Regions from separate parts of the Homo sapiens genome. Here region 1 is linked to region 2. Evidence: read pairs that join two places in POLR2A ChIA-PET (ENCODE). Cell type or tissue: CD4-positive, alpha-beta T cell. All regions are shown on one strand. Each heading gives the region's core, and the rest is flanking DNA. Links, peaks and the distances in the headings are about the cores only.

Evidence for each region. Peaks named below come from ENCODE experiments on the same cell type or tissue, not always from the same donor. Only the 100,000 strongest peaks of a DNase experiment are listed, where the experiment ranks them.
Region 1: POLR2A ChIA-PET joins it to region 2 with 7 read pairs; 7 of 35 experiments call an interaction of 5 or more read pairs at or near these places.

Annotation. Positions count from the first base shown.
Region 1 is chr15:89,932,368-89,941,836 of GRCh38, reverse strand. It overlaps the pseudogene LOC100421368. Among named protein-coding and RNA genes, the nearest start is that of ARPIN-AP3S2, 24 kb to the right of the region's middle. In CD4-positive, alpha-beta T cell, for the core only: no CTCF peak of the experiment used is centred there; a DNase peak (open chromatin) is centred at 5,606.
Region 2 is chr15:90,008,730-90,018,198 of GRCh38, reverse strand. All of the region lies in intron 1 of ZNF710 (zinc finger protein 710), which reads right to left. Among named protein-coding and RNA genes, the nearest start is that of MIR3174, 6.7 kb to the right of the region's middle. In CD4-positive, alpha-beta T cell, for the core only: no CTCF peak of the experiment used is centred there; DNase peaks (open chromatin) are centred at 1,259 and 4,588; H3K4me3 peaks cover 408 bases.

The DNA of each region.
Region 1 (9,469 bases), core at 839-8,838, 77 kb after region 2:
ATTCAGGGCTGTTGGCCTCAGGGTCTCAGTTCCTAGCTGGATGTTGGCTGGAGGCTTCCCTTGGGCCTTTGCAATATGGATATCTCCATAGGGTAGCTCACAACATGTCAGCTGGGTCCTCTGAGTAAGCAAAGGAGAAAATTTTCTAGCAAAATAGAAGCCAGAACTTTTGCTGTCTCCTATCGGCTAGAAGCAAGTCACAGGCCCACCTACACTCATGGAGAGGGCATTACACAAGGGAGTGAACACCAACAGGTGGGGATCACTGGGGACCCTCTTAGTGTCTGTCTGCCACAAATTCCTAATTTTTCTTGTTGAAACACATCCTCTAATAATTCTTTCATATGTGGTTCTTGGCTGGTAAAATGTTTTAGATCTTGGCCGGGCGCGGTGGCTCATGCCTGTAATCCCAGCACTTTGGGAGGCCGAGGCGGGTGGATCACCTGAGGTTGGGAGTTCGAGACCAGCCTGACCAACATGGAGAAACCCCGTCTCTACTAAAAATACAAAATTAGCCGGGTGTGGTGGTGTGCGCCTGAAGTCCCAGCTACTCGCGAGGCTGAGGCAGGAGAATCACTTGAACCCGGGAGGCGGAGTTTGCGGTGAGCCAAGATCACGCCACTGCACTCTAGCCTGGGCAACGAGAGCGAGACTCTGTCTCAAAAAAAAAAGAAAAAAAAGTTTTAGATCTCAAAGGTCTGAAATGGACGTGTTTTGTTCTCCACTTGGTGGATAGTATATGTGGGGATAGATTTCTGGGCTCATAATGTTTTTCCCCCTTGTAAGGCCGAGGTGGGCAGATCACCCGAGGTCAGGAGTTTAAGACCAGCCTGGCCAATGTGGTGAAATTCCGTCTCTACTAAAAATACAAAAATTAGCCGGGCATGGTGTCAGATGCCTGTAATTCCAGCTACTCGGGAGGCTGAGGCAGAAGAATTGCTTGAACCCGGGAGGTGTAGGTTGCAGTGAGCCGTGATTGCACCATTGCACTCCAGCCTGGGCAACAAGAGTGAAACTCCATCTCAAAAAAGATAATAAGAAAAATAAAAATAAACGTTTTTTCCCCCTCAGACTTTGTCATTATCTTCTTGCATCCAGTGTTACCAAAAGAAGAGCTGATGCCAATCCAATTTTTTGTCCCTTTTTAGTTGATCTGTTTTTCCTCTCTTAAGGAAGGATTTCTTTAAAAAAGTATTTTTAGAGATGGGTGTTTCACTATGTTGCCCAGGCTGGTCTTGAACTCCTGGCCTCAAGTGGTCTTCCCGCCTCAGCCTCCCAAATAGCTTGGATTACAGGCGCATGCCGCCACAACCCACTCCAAGACTTATCTTTTATCTCTGATATTGTGAGATGTCACCACACTGTCACTGGGTACAGTTCATTTGTTTTTTTTTTTCTTTTTTTAATTGACAAATAAAATTGTACATATATGGTGAGCAACATGATGTTTTGAGATATGTAAACACTGTGGAATAGCTATATCAAGCTAATTAATGTATGCATTACTTCACATACTTATTTGTACTAAGAACACTTAAAATCTACTCTCTTAGCAATGTTCAAGTATATAGTACGTTGCTTTCGACTATAGTCACCAGGTTGTACAATAGGTCTCTTGAACTTATATTTTCTGTCTAACTGAAATTTTGTATCCTCTGACCAACATCTCCCCAGTCCCTGGCAAACACCATTCTATTCTCTGCTTCTATGAGCTTGACTTTTTTACAGTTCACATACAAGTGAGATCATTCAGTATTTGTCTTTCTGTGTCTGGCTTATTTCACTTCACATAATGTCCTCCAAGTTCATCCATAGCAACATAGAAAGACTTCACCTCTACAAAAACATTGTTTCTTAATTAGTTGTTGCAAATGACAGGATTTCCTTGTCTTTAAAGGCTGACGGGTGCAGTGGTGCCTGCCTGTAATCCCAGCACTTTGGGAGGCCGAGGAGAGCGAATTGCTTGAGCTCAGGAGTTTGAGGCCAGCCTGGGCAACATGGTGAAACCCTGTGTCTGCAAAAAAATACAAAAATCAGCTGGGCATGGTAGCACATGCCTGTAGTCCCAGCTCCCCGGGAGGCTAAGGTGGGAGGATTGCTTCAGCCTGGGAGGTCAAGGCTGCAGTGAGCTGTATTTGTGCCACTGCACTCAAGCTGGGGTGACAGAGTGAGACCCTATCTCAAAAAAGAATAAAAAATGAAAGAAAGAAAGAAAGAAAGGAAAGATGGAAGGAAGGAAAGAAAGAAAGAAAAGAAGAAAAGAAAGAAAGAAAAGAAAGAAAGAGAGAAAGAGAGAAAGAAAGGCTGAATAGTATTCCACTGTGTATGTATACCAACATTTTCTTTTTTTTCTTTTTTTTTCTTTTTTTTTTTTGAGACAGAGTCTTGTTCTGTTGCCCAGGTTGGAGGGCAGTGGCATGATCTCAGCTCACTACAACCTCCGTCTCCTGGGTTCAAGTGATTCTCCTGCCTCAACCTCCTGAGAAGCTGGGACTACAGGCACATGCCACCATGTCCAGCCAATTTTTTGTATTTTTTGTAGAGATGGGGTTTCACCATGTTAACCAGGATGGTCTTGATCTCCCAATCTCAGGTGATCCGCCCACCTTGGCCTCCCAAAGTGCTGGGATTACAGGTGTGAGCCACCACGCCCTGCCTATACCACCATTTTCTTTAACTATTCATCCATTGACAGTTAAGTTGATGACCTATCTTGGCTATTATGAATAGTGCTACAGGAAACATTGGAGTGCTGGTATCTATTTAACATACTGATTTCATTTCTTTGGGATATATAAATCACATATGGTAGCTTTATTTTTAAATTTTTGAGGACTCTCCATGGGTTTTTTTGTGGGGGAGACAGGGTCTTACTCTGTCACCCGGGCTAGAGTACAGTGGTGTGATCATAGCTCACTGCAGCCGTGGTCTCCTGTGCTCAAGCAATCTTCCCACCTCAGCCTCCTGAGTAGCTGGGTCCACAGGCACGTGACATCACACCCGGCAATTTTTTTTTTTTTTAAGTAGAGACAAGGTCTCAATATATTGCTCAGGGTGGTCTTGAACTCCTGAGCTCAAGCAATCCTCCTACTTGACTGGGATTACAGGTGTGAGCCACGTAGCCTAGCCATCTATCTATATATACTGTATTGTAGTGTATATAATTAATCTAAAGTCTCCCTGATTTCTCTGTTTCCTGAGTTTGGTATCTCTGTTTTAAGGTTGTGTTTTTCCTCAAATATTTTTTGATTCCTGGATGTGCGACTGTCTTTTGTATTTGAGCATCCTTGTTAGCTTTCACAGAAGACCTTGACAATGGGCTAGTCATAGGTATTGCTCACTTCTTGCTTCCTAAAGAGCAGAAAGTTAATTCAGTTTGGGCAATTGCATGTTCAGCCAGCTCAGGTAACAAATCATGATTGTTCTAAATCAATTGTTGTAATTCCAATTCCGTTTTTTTTCCAGCCTCTCTTGCAGCAGGGCTGATGTGTGACAAAGTTCTGGCCAATGAGATGTAAGTGGAAGCCTACTCAGGAATTTCTGGGAAAACTTTTACTTTATCATAAAAGGGACACTTTTATGAGTGAAAACTCAGTGACACCACATCTTTCCCTTCTTCCTTCGACATGATGTTGTGTCCGGAGTTGGTTCCTTCCAGTGGGTTTGTGGTCTGGCTGACTTGAAGAATGCAGCAGCAGACCTTTGCGGTAAGTGTTACAGCTCTTAAAGGCAGCACAGACCTGAAGAGTGAGCAGCAGCCAAGATTTATTGTGAAGAGCAAAAGAACAAAGCTTCCACAGTGTGGAAGGGGACCTAAGCAGGTTGCCACTGCTGGCTGGCCGGGCGGGGGGGGGGTGTGGGGGGGGGTGTGGAGGGGAGCTTTTATTCCCTTATTTGTCCCCACCCATGTCCTGATGATTGGTCCATTTTACAAAGTGCTGATTGGTCCATTTTACAAACCTTGGGCTAGCTACAGAGCGCCAATTGGTGCATTTTTACAGAGCACTGATTGGTGCATTTTACAAACCTCTAGCTAGCTACAGAGCGCTGATTGGTGCATTTTACAATCCTCTTGTAAGACAGGAAAGTTCTCCAAGTCCCCACTCGACCCAGGAAGTCCAGCTGGCCTCACCTCTCAATGTTATATCTGAAGTGCGGCAGCCATCACATGACCATAAGGAAGCTGTATACTAAGGATGATGAAGTGGAGAGGTAGAAAATCTGTTTTCTGTATAGCTTCCTTGAGTTAGAGACACTAAACCTGAAACCACCTATCTCTAGACATCTCGTGATGTAATTTAATTAAATGTCTTTTTTGCTTGAGTCATTATTAGTCAGATTTCTTATTATTTGCTAAACATTACTAACTAATGTGACCAGTGTGTGACACTGTGACTGTTTGCTACATCCTGAATCCAATTATTATGGTAGAGGAATGGGATACTTTGCTGGGTGGGTTGAGCAAGTAGCTTATGTTTTTCTCGTGTTGGTGGTCTTCCAGAGCACTGCCTTACTTTTTGAGCTCAAGTTTTCACCCTGCTACTCCTTTTTTGTTGTTGTTGTTACAAAATATTGAAAACTAATAAGATGTTTATTGAAAGAACAGCAACACAAGCCAAAATAAACCTATAACAATAGACATAATGAAACAAAAACCAAAATTCACTGGGGAGGAAAAAGATTTAAACAAACATCCTGGGAATTCCTATCTAGGGCACTCCTTTGTGTGCCAGGCGCCCATTATGTGTCAAACGTCATCTGATAACATCGGTGAAAAATCTTCATTCACACTTTCTTGGTGCAGAAGACATAGACCTGATGACGAAGTCACTGCGAAGTGGTTTCTGGAAGTGTTTTCTGGTGGCGTCTTAAGGTCGCGGGCCGACCGAAGGCTCTTGGACGCTTGGAACATATTTGTAGGATTTCTCTCCGGAGTGGATGCGCTGGTCCTCCTTCAGATTCGTCTTGTAGGTGAAAACTTTCTTGCAGTCTTTACATTTGAAGGGCTTCTCCCCTGTGTGGCTTCTCTTGTGGCACTTCAAGTAGGACTTCTGGGTGAACTGCTTCTGGCAGACGTCACACGTGTAGGGCCTCTCCCCAGTGTGGGTTTGCTGGTGAAATTGCAGGCCTATGCCCTGCCTGAAGCGCTTCCCACAGAGATTACATTGAAAGAATCTCTTTCCTGTGTGTGATCTCTTGTGGATGGCTAGCTTGCCTCAATACTTAAACCTCTTATTGCACACCTCACATGCAAAGAGCAGCAGTTCCTTAACTTCTTGGCCATCGGGGTGACTGACCGGGCCCGCAGGGCCTGGGGGATAGACTGAATTTATCTCAGCTTGTCCCTGTCACCCTGCTACTCCTGACTGCAGGCAGAGGCCTCTGCTGTCCTCTGTTTGGTACAAGCAGGGGAGGAAAGCAGGGAGCCAGACCCTTGTTCCTACTGTGATGCCTGAATTAACCACCTTCATGGTGCCCCAGAGCTTCCTCCTCTTCCCCGTATCTACCGTCTCCAAGCTTAGAGCCCCTAAGATGCTCTTGACTTGTAGAGCAATCTTTTCTTGCATGTGGTTTAGGCTGTGGTTTCCTCCTGTAGTCTAGCTTCATTCTCCTTCTGCCTTTCAGAGGTTCCTGATCATTTATGGTCTACTGAGAGCACTCTGTTTTCCAGTGTTGCCACTGTGTGTGTGTGTGTGTGTGTGTGTGTGTGTGTGTCTGTGTGTGTCTGTGTGTCTGTGTGTATCTATGTGCCTACTTCACATCTGATCCAAAAAGTGTGATTTGTATTCATGAAAAGAATAGGCCGGGTGCAGTGGTTCATGTCTGTAATCCTAGCAGTTTGGGAGGCAGAGGCAGATAAATCGCTTGAGCTCAGGAGTTCGAGACTAGCTTGGCCAACATGGCAAAACCCATCTCTACAAAAAAATACGAACATTAGGCAGACGTGGTGGTGTGTGCCTGTAGTCCAGGTACTTGGGAGGCTGAGGTGGGAGGATTGCTTGAGCCTGGGAGGCGAAGGTTGCAGTGAGCTGAGATCACGCCACTGCACCCCGGTCTGGGCAACAGAGCCAGGCCCTGTCTCAAAAAGAAAGAAAGAAAGAAAGAAAGAAAGAATAGTCAGCCTTATTTTTAAATATCTAAATTCTCTCTTCTAGGACTCTATCTGAAGAAATAGCAGAATTATAGTCGAAGTTTTATATTCAAAGATTTCCTTTCCAGCAGTATTTGTGTAATAGGATTAATATCTTACAAAGTATCAAAGAGCCTTTCCAAGTACAGAACCTTCTGTGTGTGGCTTGAAGCATCCAGCCTGCCTAGAGGCAGAAGAGGTGTGGGAAGTAAAAGTATTAAGGTTTACTAGAATTCATTATTTCTTTGAAATTGATACGTGTCCCTATAATCAATGTTTGCTGACAATAGCTGTTGGCCAGGCAGTAGTTTCGATATGGTTGTCATTGTCTGCATATATGAAAACTTGATCTGAAAACCTTCTATTAACACCTTCTATAAGATTAAAAGAAGAAAAAGGGACAGGAGGTGCAGCATAAAAACCTGCAGAATGAGGCCAGGCGCAGTGGCTCACGCCTGTAATCCCAGCACTTTGGGAGGCTGAGGCGGGTGGATCACTTGAGGTCAGGAGTTCGAGACCAGTCTGGCCAACATGGTGAAACCCTGTCTCTACTAAAAATACAAAAAATTAGCCAGGTATGGTGGCGGGCACCTGTAATCCCAGCTACTCAGGAGGCTGAGTCAGGAGAATCGCTTGAACCCGGGAGGCAGAGGTTGCAGTGAGCCGAGATCGTACACACTGCACTCCAGCCTGGGTGACAGAGCAAGACTCTTTCTCAAAAAATGAAAAACAAAAAAACTTGCAGAATGAGTGTCAACAGTTGGGAAGGCAATCCCAGAGGCAGTGGTGGAGCACTGGATGAAGAGATCCCGTATCAACAACTCTCTCAATGCACAGGCAGCAATGCTGTATAGAAAGACACGGTCATTATCGACTTTGATATGAAAAGGGGTTCAGAAGAATCAATGTCTACATCAGTCTCTTCTGTAAAGAAGTTATAGAAATACCTTCCAACTATTTCACTGAGATTTTCCTTTTTACATATGCACAAGATGATATATAAAAATATATGTCTAAATAAGTCTAAAAAGAGCTTTTTGAATGAGTGTAAACCAAAATTCTAAATAAGAATGCATTGTTCACAATTTAATTGGCAGTTTGTTTTTCTTTCTTAGGAGTACCTAAAATAACAGTGCATCTTACAACTGATGGTGCTAGTTGTGGTGAAATGCAAAATTATAGAAAGTATGAGGAGAGGAGAAGTAATTAATATCTAGTTCTGACATTCAAAATAGATTATGCAGCAAGACATTAGCCTTGCAAAATAGGTGTTTGTCTTAAGAGATCTTCCAAATTATTTTCTTTTGATCCTACGCACAGATATCCTTTAGCACTTCAACAACCAAGACCAGAGGACTTAGCCTGTAGAGTTGTCCCCTAAGTGGAAAAGAGAGCCCTTTCAGCCTAGATTGTGGGCCTCAAGGCTTGCTGCCTCGCTGGAGGGATGTGTGTGGCAGAGCAAGGTGGAAGCCTGCCTGTTTGAGGCCATGGGGAAAGTGGGAAGAAGAAAGCAGTGAAGGGCCGGGTTCGGTGGCTCACTCCCAGCACTTTGGGAGCCCAAGGTGGGCGGATCACTTGAGGTCAGGAGTTCGAGACCAGCCTGGCCAACATGGTGAAATCTCGTCTCTACTAAAAATACAAAAATTAGCTGGGCGTGGTGGTGCATGTCTGTAATCCCAGCTACTTGGGAGGCTGAGGCATGAGAATAGCTTGAACCCAAGAGGCAGAGGTTGCAGTGAGCTGAGATTGCACCACTGTACTCCAGCCTGGGTGACAGAGCAAGACTCCGTCTCAACAACAAAACAACAACAAAAAAAGGCAGCAAAGGAGGAGAGGGATTCAGGCAGAAATGCGACCAGAGTTAGAGAAGTCAGTAACTCAGCGATACCCATGGTGAGGGGGGCTTTGCCTCTCTTCTGCTTGGAGCCCCTGAAGGAGGCTGCCTTAGAGGAAGCCCTGTAACTCTCCGAGGCACAGTCTCATCAATTAAGGCACAGTTTGAGCAGGCAGAGCAAGGATCTGAGCTTCAGCCTTCCTGAACTTCTGTACAGCCCCCATGGGGTGAATGGGATCCTGATGTCACTAGGGTGGGCTGTGAAGTTGCCAGAGGGGATCACCCTGGATTCAGAAGAGGCCTGAGCAAACCCACAGCCAAAGACCCCTCGGCCTCCCTCCCACTCCTGCCCCTGGGATCTCAGCAGCCACAGTCCTGCCCCTAATACTCCCCGGCTGCCACTTGGGACAGGAGCGGAAGCTGGACTGCTTTTCTTAGAGAGACTGAGACCTGTGTATAAGGCTTACTGGATAGGACTAAGTTTTCAAGGTAACTTTTTCCCCCCACACTAACCAGAGAAGAGAACTTGGGAAGTAGAAAAAATAAAAGAACTGCATTTTTTTCTTTACATCCCAGATATAGTTGAGCTGCATTTTAAGACCCTGCTACATTTAGAAAAATGAAAGTGTGGAAACAAATATGTTGTGATAGGAGAATGATTTAACAAGTTACTACACATGCATAAAATGGATTTTTACACAGTTATTAAAATTATGTTTTTTAAATTTTGAATTTATTTAATTTAATTTAAAAAAACTAAATTATTCAATTTAATTTTTTTAAAAAACTAAATTAACTTAATTTTTTAAAAAAACTAAATTATTTAATTTAGTTTAATTTTTTTGGTTTTTTTTTTTTTAGATTTTAGAGACATGTATGTCTCTCTCTGTTGCTCAGGCTGGAGTGTGATGGCACAATCACAGCTCACCGTAGCCTTGAACTCCCGGGTTCAAGCGATTCTTATGTCTCAGCCTCCCAAGTAGCTGGGACTACAGACACCCACCACCATGCCCAGCTATTTTTTGTATTTTTAGTACAGACGGGGTTTCACCATGTTGGCCAGGCTGGTCTCAAACTCCTGGTCTCAAGTGATCCTCCCACCTCTGCCTCCCATAGTGCTGGGATTACAGGCGTGAGCCACCGCACCCAGCCCTGGCTAATTTTTTAAATGTTTTGTAGAGACAGGGTCTAGCTATGCTGCCAAGGCTGATCTTGAACTTCTGGCCTCAAGCCGTCCTTGAGGATCAAAAAGATAGAGTCCTTCTACAAGACCACTAGCCTGGACTCTGAAAAAAATGTCGATGACATGAATGTTAAAACAAGGCTGTGGGCTCTGAGCTCGGAGATGGTAGGTACAGGGAACAGAAGGAAGCTCTGGGACACCGGGAAGGTGGTTAATTCAGGCATCACAGTAGGAATAAGCGTCTGGCTCCCTGCTTTCCTCCCCTGCTTGTACCAAACAGGATAGCAGAGGCCTCTGCCTGCAGTCAGGAGTAGCAGGGTAG
Region 2 (9,469 bases), core at 620-8,619:
AGACTCCATTTCAAAAAAAAAAAAAAAAGAAAAAAGAAAAGAAAAGCCCCAAAACAGGGATTTGGAAGAGAAATTCTAACAAGCTCTGTAATTGAAGCAAAAGAACACAGCTGATGTTACACAGAAGTTTTTCTGGGGGAGACAGAACACAAGAAGATGATGGAGCAGAATGCTGGGTAGGACGTCCAGAGCGCTCACAGCACACTGTGAGTGAGAAGCTAGCCTTTGCTAAGAGAGATGCCCTGGAGCCCAAGGAAGGAGATTCCATAGGGCATGGCCTTAATTATTCAAGCACCAGGAAAACCTGAGGAGCAGTGGGGAGGTGTCTCAATGTTGCCGGTCCCTTTATGATCAAAAGCCAAAAGCTTTAAAGTCTATTTCAGATATCAAAATGCATCCATTTGGGAACCGTTTCCTGGGTGCTTCCCATCCATTCTCGAATTCTGCAAACAACTGGGCACTGATGAGTATAAACTTTCCAGGGGAACAGCACCATGCTGTTCAAGACACTCCCACCTTCACCAAGTAACCAAACAAAAGTGGACAGGATGGGTCATTAGGATGCATCCCTTGCAAGATGCCAAGCAGTATAGTGACAGGATGTTGGACATGCCAGCTCAGGCCCACAGATCCCGAAAACTTCCTACCCCCGAGAGCATTCCTCAGCCCAAAAGGACCCTGCTTCTTTCTTAAAGAATGATGACTCCAAGTTAGAAAATAAATATGGCACCACACACAAGGACAGCCGGAGCTGGATGATTTTGTATCTCTTAAAGACATCAAATTCTTCCCCTGGTGAAGCTATAGCCTGTAAATTACAGCCTTGTATTATATATGGCCAACACTTTCAGCTTTGTTCTCCATACAGCATTTCTCATCAGCAAGGAGGAAGCAGTCAATACCCTACTTTGAAAAACAGCACAGGTGGTTCTGGGAAACAAATAATAAAAATGCACCTCTCCCTCCCTTTAATTAAAGACATGCTATCCAATGGCACTTCTGAATAGAAAAATATTTTTAAAAAGTTATTCTCCCAGAATCTTCCAAGTACCAAGTGCCTTTACCCCTAAAAAGTTCCCTGCCATAAAACAAAGTGAATGCACCAGCTTAGGGAGCCAGGAAATGCTCCCTCAGCACCTGGCAGCAGCTGGCACCTACCTGAGGCCAGTTTACAGACAGAAAGAAAAGCTCCCTTGAAATAACGCTAAGGTTCAGACATTCTGATAAAAGCTGGGAACTTCAAAGGCAGGACTGCAGAGCCAATCCGTAATCCTCCTCGAAGTGTCTGATGTGGCTGGCTGGGCTCTGGGCTTGCCTTTACCACCTACTGCCTGAGCTTTTGCCCCGTAGGCACAAGCCAGCTGCAGAGGCAGGAGTGGAAGTTTCTTTACAGTCACTCCCTTTGCAGAGATGGGTCTAGGCTATGGTGTATGGCCATTTGTCCTTGACCAATGAAATGTTGGTTAAAAAAAACAAGAGGCCAGGCACAGTGGCCCACGCCTATAATCCTTGGGAAGCCAAGGTGGAAGAATCACTGAGGCCGTTAGCTTGAGACCAGCACAGACCCCACCTCTACAAAAAATTTAAAAATGAGCCAGGCATGATGGTACATGCCTGTAGTCCCAGCTACTTGGGAGGCCGAGGCAGGAGGATCACTTGAGCCCAGGAGTTTGAGGCTGCAGTGAGCTATGATCGTACCACTGCATTCTAGCGTGGGTGACAGAGTGAGACCTGTCTCAAAAAAATAAAATAAATATAAGAAAGCAAGAAAAGAAAACTGACAGAGATGAGTCCAATGGCTCTGGAGTCAGGACTGAATTCAATGCCAGGTTCCAAGGCTAACTCTCTCCATGAACTTGGGCAAGTCATTTCAGACTTCTGAGCTTCAGTTTCTCGGTCTAAAAATGATAACCTTGCACCAGTTTCTGGAGAGTATTAACTGAAATCGTCTATGTGAAAATGCAGAGCAAAGGTGAAAGACTTCTTCCCCACCTCCGCCTACCCTCCTTTCTTTCTACCCATCCTTTTTTCCTTCTTTAAAAAAAATTATTAGGTAGTATGTGCACAAGGTACAAGATTCAAAATACAGAAAAAGATACACCATGAAAAGTCAGCCCCGACTGTGGGAAACCACTGTTACCAGCCTCCTAGATATCCTTGCGGAGCTACTGCATAAGCAGGCATTCTATCCCTCTCTCTCACTTAAAATGTCTTAGTTGGTACATAGTGTACATTGGTACATAGGGCGTGTCCATTCTTTATTACAACTGCACAGAATTGCATCGTATGGCATTGGGCGCGGTGACTCACGCCTGTAATCCCAACACTTTGGGAGGCTGAAGGGGGGATTGCTTGAGTCCAGGAGTTCGAGACCAGCCTGGGCAATATAGTGAGACCTTGTCTCTACAAAAAATTTAAAAATTAGCTGGGTGGGTTTTCTCAGTATTTACGGGCATGCGCCTGTGTTCCCAGATACTTGGGAAGCTGAGGTGGGAGGATCGCTTAAGCCTGGGAGGTCGAGGCTGCAGCGGGCTGTGACTGCGCCATTGCACTCCAGCCTGGATGACAAGAGCAAGACCCCGTCTCAAAAAAAAAAAAAAAAAGAATTGCATTGTATGGTGGCTGGATAATTTATTTACCAGTTCTCTAGTGACGGACATTCTGGCTGTTTCCTTTCTCTTTTCCTTTTACAAGCAATGATGCAATTAACTATCTTGAAAAATGCATCATTTCACACATGTACAATTTATCTGTTAAGAGAAATTTCCAAAAGAGAAATTGCCCGTGCACTTTTAATTTTAATAACTATTGCCAGAATTTCCTCCATAAAAGTTGTACTGATTTACACCTCTATCAACAACTATGAGAGTATCTGTTCCCCACCAACACATCTCCACAGAAAACTTGTGTTTCTCTTATTGCTAGTGGGCTCTCACATTCTCATATGGTTCAGAACCTTTTCTGTGAACTGTCTGTGTTTTTAGCCTGCTTTAAAAATTTGGTTGATGGGCCAGGCGCAGTGGCTCATGCCTGTAATCCCAGCACTTTGGGAGGCTGAGGCGGGTGGATCACCTGAGGTCAAGAGTTCAAGACCAGCTTGACCAACATGGAGAAACCCCATCTCTACTAAAAGTACAAAATTAGCTGGGGTAGTGGTGCATGCCTGTAATCCCAGCTACTCAGGAGGCTGAGGCAGGAGAATCGCTTGAACCTGGAAGACAGAGGCTGCGGTGAGGCAAGATCGCGCCATTGTACTTCAGCCTGGGCAACAAGAGCAAAACTCCATCTCAAAAAAAAAAAAAAAAAAATTCAGTTGATGGTCTTTTTCTTAATGACTTGTAGGAACTCTTTAGATATTAAGGAAATGGAAATGAGCTCCATGATATATGTTGCAAAAATGCTTTCCCAATTTTGAGAACTGGGAGACTCCTTTGATTTTATGATGGATTCTGCCAAGAAGAAATTCTTTACTTGCATAGGGTCAAATATATTAATTTTTTCTCTTATGACTTCTGGGTTTTAAGTCATTCTTAGAAAGTACTTTCTCCAAGTTCATTTTTAAAAATATTTACCATCTTTAACCCAACTGAAATTTATTTTGTTTTAATGTGTTCGTTTTTTAGATGGCCATCTAGTTAAACCAGGTCATAATTTTTTAAATGCCATCTTTTTTTTTTTTTTTTTTTAAGAGATAGGGTCTCACTATGTTTCCCAGACTGGATTCAAACTCCCGGGTACAACTGATCCTCCCACCTCAGCCTCTAGTGTAGCTGGGATTACAGGAACACACCATCATGCCTGGTTCTGCCATCTTTATTTTATATTAACCCATCTTGAAGTCCCTTCTCCTTCCTCTCTTCCAACTCATGCCCAGTTACCTCAGAATTACACTCTTTCTTACCACAGCCCTCCCATCCCTTCATTCAATTTGTGAGTCAAGAGTTGATCCATGGTACTGTGACTGACAGCCACACAGCTGCATCGGATGTCAGTGTCTTAGAACAAGTAGAGACCTCAGAGCATCCTTTCATTTTACAGCTAAGGATACTGAGATCCAAAGAGGTAAACTGGCTTTGTCCAAGACCGGGGGTGCTTGGGCTTGTGATTTTTTTTTTTTTTATTACTATTCAAAAAGAAGAGAAGTACTGGTTTTGCCATAAATTCTATTTGATCAATAAATATCTATGAAACAACTACTCTGCACAACAGTGAGCCAGGAACTGGGGCTCCAGAAATAAATGATACAGCTCTGGGCTTTCAAAAAGCTCAGAATCCAGTGTGGGGTCCGAACGTGTACACTCACAGACTAATAGGTAATGCAACAGTGGCCTGTGAACGCTGTGAATGTGGAAAGACCAGATAATTTTGCAACATATGGTGTGGGGAAGGCTCAAGAGATACTGAGTTTTTAATTGGACCTGAAATGATTAGGACTTTGACCAAAAATCGAGAGAAGGCATTTGGCAATATAGCGACAATGGGACAAAGGAGAGCGTCTGGTGATATGTATTCAGGAAGGAAGTAATCTTAGTGTTAGCTGTGGGTGGAGTTTTAAAAAAAAGGTTCCTCTGAGAATCTGTGGTCATTGGCAGGCTCTTATGTGGGTTTAGGTTCTGGTTGTCAAAACTGCAAGCTAAGAATTATAGAGAAATGAATCCATCTGTAGGCCCTTCAGGTACCTAGCAGAAGGAAACACACATCCTCCCTGAGAAGGGACTCTCATCCTATACCTCAAAGAATTCTCACAGATAGAATCCTAATAAGCATAAGCTTGCAATCAAAAATCACACAACACCTGGCCAGGCACAGTGGTCACACCTGTAATACCAGTACTTTGGGAGGCCAAGGTGGGCAGATCACTTGAGGTCAGAAGTCCGAGACCAGCCTGGCCAACATGGTGAAACCCCATCTCTACTACAAATACAAAACTTAGCCAGGCATGGTGGTGGACACACCTGTAATCCCAGCTCCTCAGGAGACTGAGCCAGGAGAATCACTTGAACCCGGGGGAGGTGGAGGTTGCAGCAAGCCGAGATTGTGCCACTGCACTCCAGCCTGGGCAACAAGAATGAAACTCCATCTCAAATGAATAACTAAATAAATAAACAAACAAAAAGCAAAAATCACAGAACACCTAAGGAACACACCCTCATGAGTGGAAGTCAGCAGAAGCATCAAACAATACAACTATAATTGCAAATACTTTAGATATTAGATTTATTGGATACAGAATACAAAATAAACGTGTTTAATATGATTAAAGAAATAAAGTGAGGAATTAAAAAACACAAGGAGTAAGAGATTGTTTTTTAAAAGACCGAGCATATTTGAAAAATAATAAAATAGAAACCCAGAAATAAAAAAAAATAATCATTCACATTACAAGCTCAATGGATGAGCATCAAAAATAACAACTGCAATGGAGTAAAACACATTAGATATATTAAATCTATGAGTTAATATTGATATTAAAAATACCTCAGTGAAGGGCTAAACAGGGATTAGAGATAACTAAAGAGAGAATTAGTGACCTAGAAAACAAGAAATTACCCCTTCATTGCTCTGTTCATGGAAAAAAAAATTACCCTGAAAACACCCGGAATAAAAAAAGATTAAAAATGAAAAAGTTGGCCAGGCATGGAGGCTCACGCCTGTAATCCCAGCACTTTGGGAGGCCGAGGCGGGTGGATCACAAGGTCAGGGGATCGAGACTATCCTGGCTAACACGGTGAAACCCCGTCTCTACTAAAAATACAAAAAATCAGCCAGGTGTGGTGGCGGTTGCCTGTAGTCCAGGGGAATGGTGTGAACCCGGGGGGCGGAGCTTGCAGTGAGCCAAGATTGTGCCACTGCACTCCAGCCTGGGAGACAGAGCAAGACTACAAAAAAAAAAAAAAAAAAAAAAAAATGCACACTCAAAACAACCACAGAGAAGAATTTATCTAAGGGAACAATACTTGGGCTACCAACTTCTTTTTCTTTTTTTTTTTCTTTTGAGATGGAGTCTCCCTCTGTTGCCAGGCTGGAATGCAGTAGCGCCATCTCAGCTCACTGCAACCTCTACCTCCCGGGTTCAAGCGATTCTCATGCCTCAGCCTCCCGAGTAGCTGGGACTACAGGCACACGCCACCACACTTAGCTCATTTTTGTATTTTTAGTAGAAACAGGGTTTCACCATGTTGGCCAGGATTGTCGCAATCTCTTGACCTCATGATCCACCTGCCTCAGCCTCCCAAAGTGCTGGGGTTACGGGCGTGAGCCACCACGCCCAGCCCCCAGCTTCTTAATATCAACAATGAAAGCCTGAAGACAGTGGAATGACGCTTGTAAATACTGAGAAAATAATGGTCAGGCTAATGTTTTATACCCAGCAAAACTATCTTTTAAGAGTAAGGATGAAGCCATTATTATATATATTCTAGGCTAAAAAAAAGAAGAAGAAGAAAAAAAAGAATAAGGATGAAATAAGATTTCAGCCAAACGGACACTGAAAGCTTATGACTAAAAGACCTTTGCCACATGATGTTCTGATCCCAGAAAGAAGACCTGAGATGAAAGGGAAAATGTGAGTAAAAGGTAAATATGTGGAAAATAAAAACAAAGGATTAAGTGTATATAACATTATAATTAGAGTCCAATTTGTGGGATTAAAGACAGAAACATAAACCATTGTATGACAATGGAATGTGGGGAGGGACAGTGGTGACTTTATATAAAGCATTCTAAGGTCTTTACATTGTTTGAAAAAAATATATAGACACCAACTGAACATTACACAGTCTGCCTTTCAGGCCAGGCACGGTGGCTCACACCTGTAATCCCAACACTCTGGGAGGCCGTGGCAGGAGCATGGGTTGAGGCCAGGAGTTCGAGACCAGCCTGGGCAACATAGCCAGAACTGCCTCTAAAAAATAAAACCAGCCAGGAGTGGTGGTTCCATGCCTGTAGTCCCAACTACTCAGGAGGCTAGGCCGGGCGCAGTGGCTCACGCCTGTAATCCCAGCACTTTGGGAGGCCGAGATGGGTGGATCACGTGAGGTCAGGAGTTCAAGACCAGCCTGGGCAACATGGTGAAACCCCATCTCTACTAAAATACAAAGATTAGCCAGGCATGGTGGCACATGCCTGTAATCCCAGCTATTTGGGAGGCTGAGGCAGGAGAATTACTTGAACCCAGGAGGCAGAGGGTGCAGTGAGCCGAGATTGCACCATTGCACTCCAGCCTGAGCAACAGAGTGAGACTCCGTCTCAAAAAAAAAAAAAAAAAAAACAAAAAACCAACAACAATAAAAAACAGAAGTTCAAATTCAAGGCCAACTACTCAAGAGGCTGAGGAGAGAGAATTACTTGAGCCCAGTAAATCAAGGTTACAGTAAGCTATGATCCTGCCACTACACTCCCACCTGGGTGACACAGCAAGATCCTTTCTCTAAAAATAAAAAATTTTTAAAAAGAGTATATGAGTTTCAAAGCAGTAGAGAAAAAACGGACTGAAGGAAAGAAAAAAATCTTTCAATCAATTCAAAAGAATGAACAGAAGAATCAGAAAAAGAACACATAGAAAACACCAAATACGATGGTAGAAAGAAATCTGCATCCTGTTTTGGCCAGGTGCGGTGGCTCACACTGTAATCCCAGCGCTATGGGAGGCTGAGGCAAGTGGATAGCCTGAGCTCAGGGTTCAAGACCAGCCTGGGCAACATGGAAAAACCCCATCTCTACAAAAAATAAAAAAAATAAAAATTAGCCAGCTGTGGTGGTGCATGCCTGTGGTCCCAGCTACTTGGGAGGCGGAGGTGGGAGGATCACTTGAGCCTAGGAGGCGGAGGTTGCAGTGAGCTGAGATCTGCCACTGCACTCCAGCCGAGGTGACAGAGTGAGACCCTGTCTCAAAAAAAAGAAATCCATCTATTTCCAAAACCATAACAAATGCAAATGGCTTGAACTCTCTGGTTAAAGAGCACAGATATCAGACTAGATTAAAAACAAAAGGAAATCCAGCCCTAGGCTGTCTACAGGAGACATGAGGACAGGGATCATAGGCCAAGAGTCCTATACAGGCTGAAACCACAGTCATGGTAGGTAAGCAAGTAGCAATGAACTGTGGCCAAGGCACCAAAGCATAGCAACAGGAAAGAATGGTACAAAAAAACAGATGAGAGAGGTAGGAAAAGGACCCAGAGTGATGAGCCAGACCCAAGGTGGAGAAGACTATTCATGACAATAACTGCTATGGAGAAGTCAGGTAAGAGGAAGTCACAAGATGGGCCACCGGGCAGTCAGGTAAGAGGAAGTCACACAAGATGGGCCACTGGGCATGAGTAGGTGGCCAGGGACCTCTAGGAGAGCCAGCTGGAGTGAGAGTGGGCTGGGCTGAAACGCTCCACTGTTGTTGAGCTGGCAAGGAGAAGAGGGGGAGAGAGGAAGTGGGGACAGAGTGGACTCTTCTTTGTGAAATCCTAGGGTAAAGAGAAGTGACACAGGTTGGGGTTGGGGAGGGAGAGAGAGGTGTGACTGTAGCTGTAGGTAGAGAATTAAGGCATAGGAGGATGTGGGGTGCCCAGACCTAGGGAGGAAGCCAGGGCAGGACACAGAGGAACAAGCAGTGGGGCTGATGGTGGGCACATGGGGAATGGACCAGGGAAGTGGGCACAGATTTCCCAGGTTGGGGCAGGGGTGGGCAGGGCTGCTTCAAGGAGTGCTGTGTAGTGGGAGGACAGGAAGAGTTCTGAATTTCAGAGGTGACCTGCTTCTGGGTAATGGCAAGTCTACAGTCTTGTGATTTGCAGCTACAGAATGGAGCCACGATGGGAAGCGATGGCTTGTGAGCCCAGGGCCCGAGGATCGGACATCACAGAGTGAGATTAAACTGACCAGCACTACCAGCTTCCAAAGGGTACCTGATGCTTCTCAAGGGGCCAGCTTGGACTTGGTCCTTGCGAGGACATTCTGATGTGCCCCAGGTTTTAGCCGTTGTCTTTTACCAAACACATGCAGGACAGTCTTCCCAGTCTGGAAGCCCATATCCTTGCAGTCCCACCGAGAACGGGATGGGGTCCGGGATGGCATTTCAGGTACCATCCAGAAGACAAAAACACACATAACCAAGAGTTATCACAAAAGTTATAGTTTCCCATTTAAATGCGGAGGGTGGACATTCCTGCTTTCTGTAGTGACCATTCTAACTTCATTTCGATTCCATATATATAACATGCTGGGGGCAGGGAAAGAAGAAAGGGAAAATAGTTGGGTCGCAATATGATCACTTATTCTCAGCTTCCGACTACACTAAAAATCCTCACATTTCCAACAGTTTTCTTAGTTCTCCCAGAAATAAACACACAATAGAGCATATGTATTTAATATCAGAAAATCCTTTACAATGGTGATTGCGAAAGAGACCAACCCACTTCTTTTCTTTTTTTTTTTGAGACAGGGTTTTCAGGCTGGAGTACACTGAGGCCATCAT